Linked DNA regions of Homo sapiens: regions 2 and 3 are each linked to region 1. A link is an interaction called in ENCODE POLR2A ChIA-PET data of the cell type or tissue named here. Cell type or tissue: HepG2. All regions are shown on one strand.

Evidence for each region. Peaks named below come from ENCODE experiments on the same cell type or tissue, not always from the same donor. Only the 100,000 strongest peaks of a DNase experiment are listed, where the experiment ranks them.
Region 2: POLR2A ChIA-PET joins it to region 1 with 12 read pairs; 23 of 35 experiments call an interaction of 5 or more read pairs at or near these places.
Region 3: POLR2A ChIA-PET joins it to region 1 with 16 read pairs; 23 of 35 experiments call an interaction of 5 or more read pairs at or near these places.

What each region holds. Positions count from the first base shown.
Region 1 is chr6:37,058,418-37,060,917 of GRCh38, forward strand. No RefSeq gene overlaps it. Among named protein-coding and RNA genes, the nearest start is that of FGD2, 54 kb to the left of the region's middle. In HepG2, a CTCF peak has its summit at 990 (motif pointing right); a DNase peak (open chromatin) is centred at 1,064; H3K4me3 peaks cover 686 bases.
Region 2 is chr6:37,136,152-37,138,651 of GRCh38, forward strand. No RefSeq gene overlaps it. Among named protein-coding and RNA genes, the nearest start is that of PIM1, 33 kb to the right of the region's middle. RefSeq lists an enhancer at 1,287-2,123. In HepG2, no CTCF peak of the experiment used is centred here; DNase peaks (open chromatin) are centred at 250, 1,540 and 2,020; H3K4me3 peaks cover 1,619 bases.
Region 3 is chr6:37,130,023-37,132,522 of GRCh38, forward strand. No RefSeq gene overlaps it. Among named protein-coding and RNA genes, the nearest start is that of PIM1, 39 kb to the right of the region's middle. RefSeq lists enhancers at 439-1,357, 1,358-2,275. In HepG2, no CTCF peak of the experiment used is centred here; DNase peaks (open chromatin) are centred at 1,029 and 1,209; H3K4me3 peaks cover 1,039 bases.

The DNA.
Region 1 (2,500 bases):
AGTGGAGGGTGGGTCCAGCTTTCCCTCTGTTATTTTGTGTCCTTCCTCCTGTCTTGCCGGTGAACAGATCCGACTTCCTAAGGCACAATATAGTGCAGCGGTTATGAGCACAGGCTTTGGAGCCCAACTCTGGGTTCGGCTCTCCTCTCCACTACATACTTGCTGGGTAAGATTGGGACAGATTTACTCAACCTCTCTGTCCCTCAGTTTACCCGTCTGTAAGGCAAGGATGGTAACTGAGATTTAATTACTGCATTTCATGGATTCTAAGATGATTAAAATTGATCTCCATTTTAACATTTCTGAAATCAGGGTGAGTCTGAAAATCAATGGCATATCAAGGATTAATTGGCAGCATCGTTTAGTGGTACACAAATAACGTGATGTCTAATGATTGATGGAACTGTAGATTTGATGAAACACAAAAATACACGGAGAGACCAGTACCTGGCATGTCGTAAGGGGTGAATAAACATTAGCTGTTATTATTATTGTCATAATTTGTTTTCTGGAGAATTGTTTGCATACAAGGTAACAAATGCCCAATCAGATTAAGAGACAAATATAATTAGGAGCTAAAAGAGAAAAGAAAGCCGGGTGCGGTGGCTCACGCCTATAATCCCAGCACTTTGGGAAGCCAAGGTGGGTTGATCACTTGAGGCCAGGAGTTTGAGACCAGCCTGGGCAACATGGTGAAACCGTGTCTCTACCAAAAATAAAAAAAAATAGCCAGTCTCATAACCTGGTCTCAAAATAAATAAATAAATTAATTAATTAATTAATTAAAAATTTTAAAAAGAGAGAGAAAAGAAGCTAATTCATAAATAGATACAAAGCCTTAAAACTTTTAGTAATCTCCCCCCCAAAAATTCCCAAAGCCGAATGCTTCCCCTGAAAGGTCCTACAGAATTCTGCCAAAGTTCCAGAGAAAACTTTAGAAATTCCTCCTTTACAAAGGGGACCAGAACTTCTGGCTCCCTGACCGGCAGGGGGAACCAGGGCATGTCCCTGGATGACTTTGGGGGTGTTCCCTGTGTCCTTGTGAATTTCCCTGAGTCACCATTACTCACTGCCCACAATCAGGGCTCTGCTACCTTCCAACCAGGAGAGCAACAACACCCGGGGATCAAGGGCCATCCTCAAACAAAAGTGTGATTATAACGCGTTCTGCACGGGCTATAAACCGTCCCCAGCTCCGGAGAGCAGGGTGACCCTCACCAGCGTCTTATTTCTGGCCTCCTGGGTTGTGTTCCTGCCTACTGACTTGGCAAATCCTAGGCGACTCGCCTTGTTTTCTCTCCTCACTTAAATACATGTCTGGAAAAAGCCTCCACCCCCACAGACCCTGCTGTGTGCGGAGAGGGTGGCATGCCTGGAGGAGGAGGAGAGACAGGGCGGGCTGACTCGCAGAGCCTCCTGCTCCCTGTGGAGAAGACTTGGCCCAGGAAGGCGCCCCCAGGCCCAGCTACTGGGGGAAGCAACACTTCCCGGCTCCTGTGCTCCTTCAGGCTCAGCCAGGACCCTCAGCACAGCTCTTATTCTCTCCTGCTGTTGTCTGCATTGCCAGGGGACTGTCTTGGCTACCCCCACCCTGTCAGGCTCACACACCAGGGCCTGGTGACAGGGGCAGCCTCGACCTCCCAGACTCAAGTGACCCTCCCACCTCAGCCTCTCAAGTAGCCGGGACCACAAGTGCACATGGCCACGCCCGGTAAATTTTTGTATTTTTTGTAGAGAAGGGGTTTCACCATGTGGGCCAAGCTGATCTCAAACTTCTGGGCTCAAACATTCCTCCTGCCTTGGCCTCCCCAAGTGCTGGGATTATAGGCGGGCATCTCCATTTCCTTTTCACAGCTGAGGAAACTAGGCCCAGTGATAGAAACTGATTTACAAGAATCGGAGTGCTCCCTCTCATTGACAGAAAGGAAATGGGCTTTCAACGTGAGTGCTCCATTTCCTCAAATTGAGCATAAGTTCCTTGGCAACAAGCCATACTCATCTTACATTTCTTGACTTGCTGGAAGCATTAAGCACAATGCTGGGCACATGCAGTTAGTGGGTATCAAACACTTAAGAACTAGTTGATTTGAAGTAAATAAATAGGCCAGGCAAGGTGGCTCACGCCTGTAATCCCAGCACTTTGGGAGGCCAAGGCAGGCAGACCTCCTGAGGTCAGGAGTTCAAGACCAGCCTAGCCAACATGGTGAAATCCTGTCTCTACTAAAAATACAAAAAATTAGCCGGGCGAGTTGGCAGGTGCCTGTAGTCCCAGCTACTTGGGAGAATTGCTTGAACCTGAGAGTCGGAGGTTGCAGTGAGCCGAGATCACGCCATTGCACTCCAGCCTCGGCAACAAGAGCGAAACTCTGTCTCAAATAAATAAATAAATAAATAAATATTAATTTAAAATAAATAAATAAAACAACTTTTCAAATAACCATGATGAATTTTCACAGAAAATATCATTTAAGCACTTTCAGCTCATAAAGCATTTTCACAT
Region 2 (2,500 bases), 78 kb after region 1:
GAAAAACATGCTGTTGACTTATTTCACTGGGGCACACAGGAAATACCACTCAAGTTACTACCCTTACCTGTTCTTAGGAAACCACTCAGAAATCCAGAAGGACCAGTTCAAATATACTACCTATCCCAAATTTAATAGGCCTCACGAAAAAAAAAAAAAAAAGAAAAAAAAAGCCAGTCTTAGAAAATGACTGTGGGTGTCAAAACCAGCAAGGATTAGGCAATGGAGTTGAGTCCAGCAAGGTTCAAGGCTACAGCTCGTGTTGGAAAGGGAGCTGTGAGGAGTTAATGCAAAGAGGAGGAAATATTCTATTTATTTTTCTCAAAACTATTGGAGGTGGTAGTGTTTGGAAAGGGAGGGAGGAGGGGAAAATATGAGTGTATGGTTTGTAAAGTGATAAAATATGGACTCAGTGTATTGTAATAACTCAGTAGCAATTCAGAGAAGATAGTGCAAAAGTCTGTTTGCTCTAGCCATCTATCAACCAGAAACCTTTATTAACTGAACCTCTCACGCGACTACAATATGGCACTAATAGATGTTTGAAAATGATGACCCTGATATACTGCAAAATCCTAAACAGCTTTCTGAAACAGGAGAAAAAAGATGAAATGAAGCTTGCTATGGTTTGTGACAAGCGTATTTTATTGTATTCTAATTTTTTCAAAACAAGCAATATTTTTGTCATGTGTAGTATGTGATGATTTATATGCCATCTAATAACTTTCTATTCGTCATAATATTAGAACAATACATTACCCGACTGTGGTTGGTATCAGGGTTTAATAAACATTCTTTTTCTCCTAACACGCCACCACCAGCCCAGTTGCTTGGTTCCATTTTCCCTCCCGTTGTCCTTTATTTAATTTTAGGCCCAAACTTGACCCCAGTGGTCTTCCACTGTTTTTATTCTTCCCTAAGGAGGGTGTACCTGGCCTCAGGAGCCACTTACCCGGCCTCGCAGAAGTTTCACACTTCTGTTTCACACCCAGGGTGGAGCTTTCTTTCTCATAACAGAAAATAAGGAGGGACAGCCGCCTGGGTACACTTAAAAAATAAACGCATCTCTGGGGAGGTAAGGTCCTCGGAGAGCCAGGCAGTGACAACTGAGTGGTGTGGAGCACGTGGATTAAGTAGAACAGAAACAGATCCTGCCAGGACCGCCCCAGGGACGCCAGAGACACAAAGCAGAAACTGATTGTGCCCGGAGGGCCCTGCATCCCTTACCCACGCTGGAGGTTCTCCCGCCTTTTCTAATTACCTTCCCATTTCTTTTGCTCCCCTTCTCAGCCCGAGTGTTCAGGACTCTGCATACCACAGAGGTCAGACACAAATAAAATCCATACATGGACTCCATTCTCGGGTCACAGAATTTGGTGAACAACTCAGATTGAAGATGGCTCCCGCTCCCACCTCCCAACCCCACCACCAAAGCTTTGCTTGTAAACACCAGTCACTTAGTAACACCCTCCATCAGTCGCCTTTGGGCTATTATTCATCACCGACTAACCTTAAACCAACTTCATCTTCACAGGGCTCCCCCTAGAAGAGAGGAAATTCCACAGCTCTGATGTGATGTGAAACGTGATCTGACCGCCCCAGCACTCTTTCTTTCTCACTCTCCCCAGCCAGTTCTCAAACTGGGTTTCCCTGGCCCCTCTCGGGGAGGCCTTCTCCCGCCCCACTCTCCACCCCCTACTTCTTTCCCTCTCCATTTTCCACGCTGTAACCTGATAGGCTGGAAATGCAGCTTCTTTCATCTTATATTTCCCACATCCTGAAAGTTTGGAGAGAAGGAGCCCACCCAGATGAAGGAATTCCAAGTATGTGCAGCCCCCTCCTCCTTTAACTCCATTCACAAAGCAGATTACTAATGGCCCGAGGCTCCAGGGAGGCCCCATCCCCTCCCCACCCCCCACCTCCCAGGGAGTTTACTCATTCCACATCCTTACTCCTCGCCGGTACAGAAACCTAAGTCCACATGCCGAGAACCAAAAATTAACTTTTCCCTGGACTCTGAGCCTAAGAAAAGCTTTCAAACCTCACTCTGATTGGGACTGCAGTGGCCAGGAGATTCTGCTTACCAATCATTTGTCCCCTCTTTAGCATTTTTAGATAAAAGGGTTCAGGGAATATGAGTCATTGGATCAAGGGGAAAGGATATAACTGTAAATGCGATGCATGTCAAGGAGGCATGCTCAGGTCTTTAGGAAAGATCACAGGGCGTTCTAACTCAGAGTCATTTCAGCAGAAATTGTTTCAAGACCAGAGTAAGAGATGCTTCAAGATAGGCAGAGAATGTGTGGGGGAGGCCGGGTGCGGTGGCTCAAGCCTGTAATCCCAGCACTTTGGGAGGCCGAGGCGGATGGATCACGACGTCAGGAGTTCGAGACCATCTTGGTCAACATGGTGAAACCCCGTCTCTACTAAAAATACGAAAAAATTAGCCGGGCGTGGTGGCGGGCGCCTGTAGTCCCAGCTACTTGGGAGGCTGAGCCAG
Region 3 (2,500 bases), 72 kb after region 1:
CACTATGTTACTCAGACTGACCTTGAACTCCTAGGTTCAAGCGATCCTCTGGCTTTGGCCTCCTAAAGTGTTGGGATTACTGGTGTAAGTCACAGCACTCAACCTAGCCTGGGTTTCTTTATCTACATACTGAGGATAATATAGCCTAACTCAGAGGATGGAGGTAGGAGGATTAAATGTGATAATGTAAAGTACTTAGTACCTGGCACACTGAGTGATTCCTAGATGAGTGTTACCGGAAAGCTATAAATATATAAGCTAGAGTAATAGCGGCCCAGTAAATAATCAGAAATTAGGGAATATATACATCTGTGGGTTGGGAAGAAGGGAAAAGAGGGAAGATGGCTGTTCTGGGATGAATGCTTTTCTCCAAGGGCAAGGGCAGGGGGAGAGACTGAGGTGAAGAGGCAGCTAGCCAAGGTAATGAATCGTCTGTCCCAAGATCCTGGAGTTACTTGTTCATCAAACAGTCCCCACCTTCTTTACCATATATCCTGCCTTCTCCAGAGTTCTGCTCCCCTGGATCCTCTAGGATCCCTCAGGGAGCCTGAGAGAGTCACTCAATTACGGTTCTGTATTTTGAGATCTGGAGATAAATCTTGCGCATCATCAAACCCCACCGTGTCACTTTATCAATGAAGGAACGAAGCTCAGAGAGAAAAGCTAACCTGCCCAAGGTAATCAGTTCTGGTCCTGCCTCTGCCTCTAACTTGTGGTGAGACCTTGGGCAAGTCACTTCCCCTCTCTGAGCTGGAAGTTTTCTCCTCTGTAAAATGAGGGGCTTGGAGTATTTAGAGATCTAATTTCCCTTTCAACTTTGCCCTTTGCTGCAATAAAATAATGGTTCCTTCTGCCACCGTCAAGTTTAGGGAAAAGAGTGTGTGTGTGAGTGTGTGTGTGTGTTTGTGTGTGTCATGGAGTCTTGCTCTGTCACCCGGGCTGGAGTGCAGTGGCGCAATCTTGACTCACTGCAGCCTCTCTTCCTTCCACTCCACCTGCCCCACATACAAAAGTCAAGACAAACATGTTTGGATAACTTTTGAGCTCACTTAATTTTAAATTGAGTGCTGGTTTTCACCAGGGGTAAAGACAAGAAGGTAGAGAGGGGCCAGGCAGAGGAAACTGCTGGAGGAAGCTGGTGACTCCCAGGCGCCAGCTGATGGGACCAGCCCTCCCCCCCGCCCCCCCATGATCCCTTCCTTGCAGGGCTTCTAAGAGCTGGCAGCGCCACAGGGATAAATAAGGCCAACAACCGCACCTTACATGGCCATCCCAGCAGCCGCCCGGAATCCCGAGGATTACGCAGACTTCTGGAGGACTTGGAACAAGTGCACATCACCTGCTGCCACCACAAGTGTTGCCCGGGCTTCTGCAGCCTCTGTCCTGTGACTGAGGAATTTTTAAATGGAAGCTCTGAGCTCACAAAGAAGAAAATGTCTCCCTGATGTCACACAGTTGCTGCCAATTCATCAGCTCCAGCTAAAGGTCAGCGAGGGGGAAGCCACTGCCGGAGGGTCTGGCTGCCCCTCCCTGAGATGGGGCTTCCCTCCTGCAGGCTTGCTGCCAGCCATCCAGGCCAGCCACAGAAGCTGAGGGCTGCTTGCATTTCCAGGGCACACACAGAGCAGTACGAACACCGCTTAGCTGCTTCTGCCCTCCTCTGTGCAGATATTAACAGATTCAACCTCCCAGCCCTATCCTCCCCAGCTCTCCCTTCTGTAGACAGTCAGAGCAAACCCTGGAGTCTTGATCTAACGTGTCCTGAGGGTCCTTCCCTGGGATCACTTCAGGAGTAACACTAAATCACAGAGAGGTTGTCTTGGGTTTTTAATGACGAAATGCAGTGGTCAAAAGCTAGGAATCCCACTGCCTGGGGTCACAGCCTGGTTCTGCCACTTCCTAGTAGTGTGATATTTGCAAGTTAAGCCTCTCTGAGCCTGCTTCCTGACCTGAAAAATGAGGACAATAAGAATATTATCTCACATAGTGTGGTCCTGAGGACCCATTGTGAAGCACTGGTATAGATCCTGGCAGGTAGTAAGTGCTCAATAAATGTCAGCTTGGAATCAGACAAGACAAAAAAATAGAATAAAATAAAAGGAATCAACATGCAACTACTGCTGGGCAAGTCACTTAATCCCTGAGTCTTAATTTTCTCATCTGTCCAACAGGGATAGGCATATGTGACAGACAGTCACTGAGAGGACTCAATGAGAATGAATACAAGGCCATCAACACAGCACCTAGCAATGGAAAAATACATGGTGGCTGCTGGGACTATTATCTCTATCTATCAAAACTTGATCTGGGCCAGGCGCGGTGGCTCATGCCTGTAATCCCAACACTTTGGGAGGCTGAGGAGGGCAGATCCCGAGGTCAGGAGTTCGAGACCAGCCTGGCCAACATGGTGAAACCCCGTCTCTACTAAAAATACAAAAATTAGCCGGGTATGGTGGCAGGAGCCTGTAATCCCAGCTACTCGGGAGGCTGAGGCAGGAGA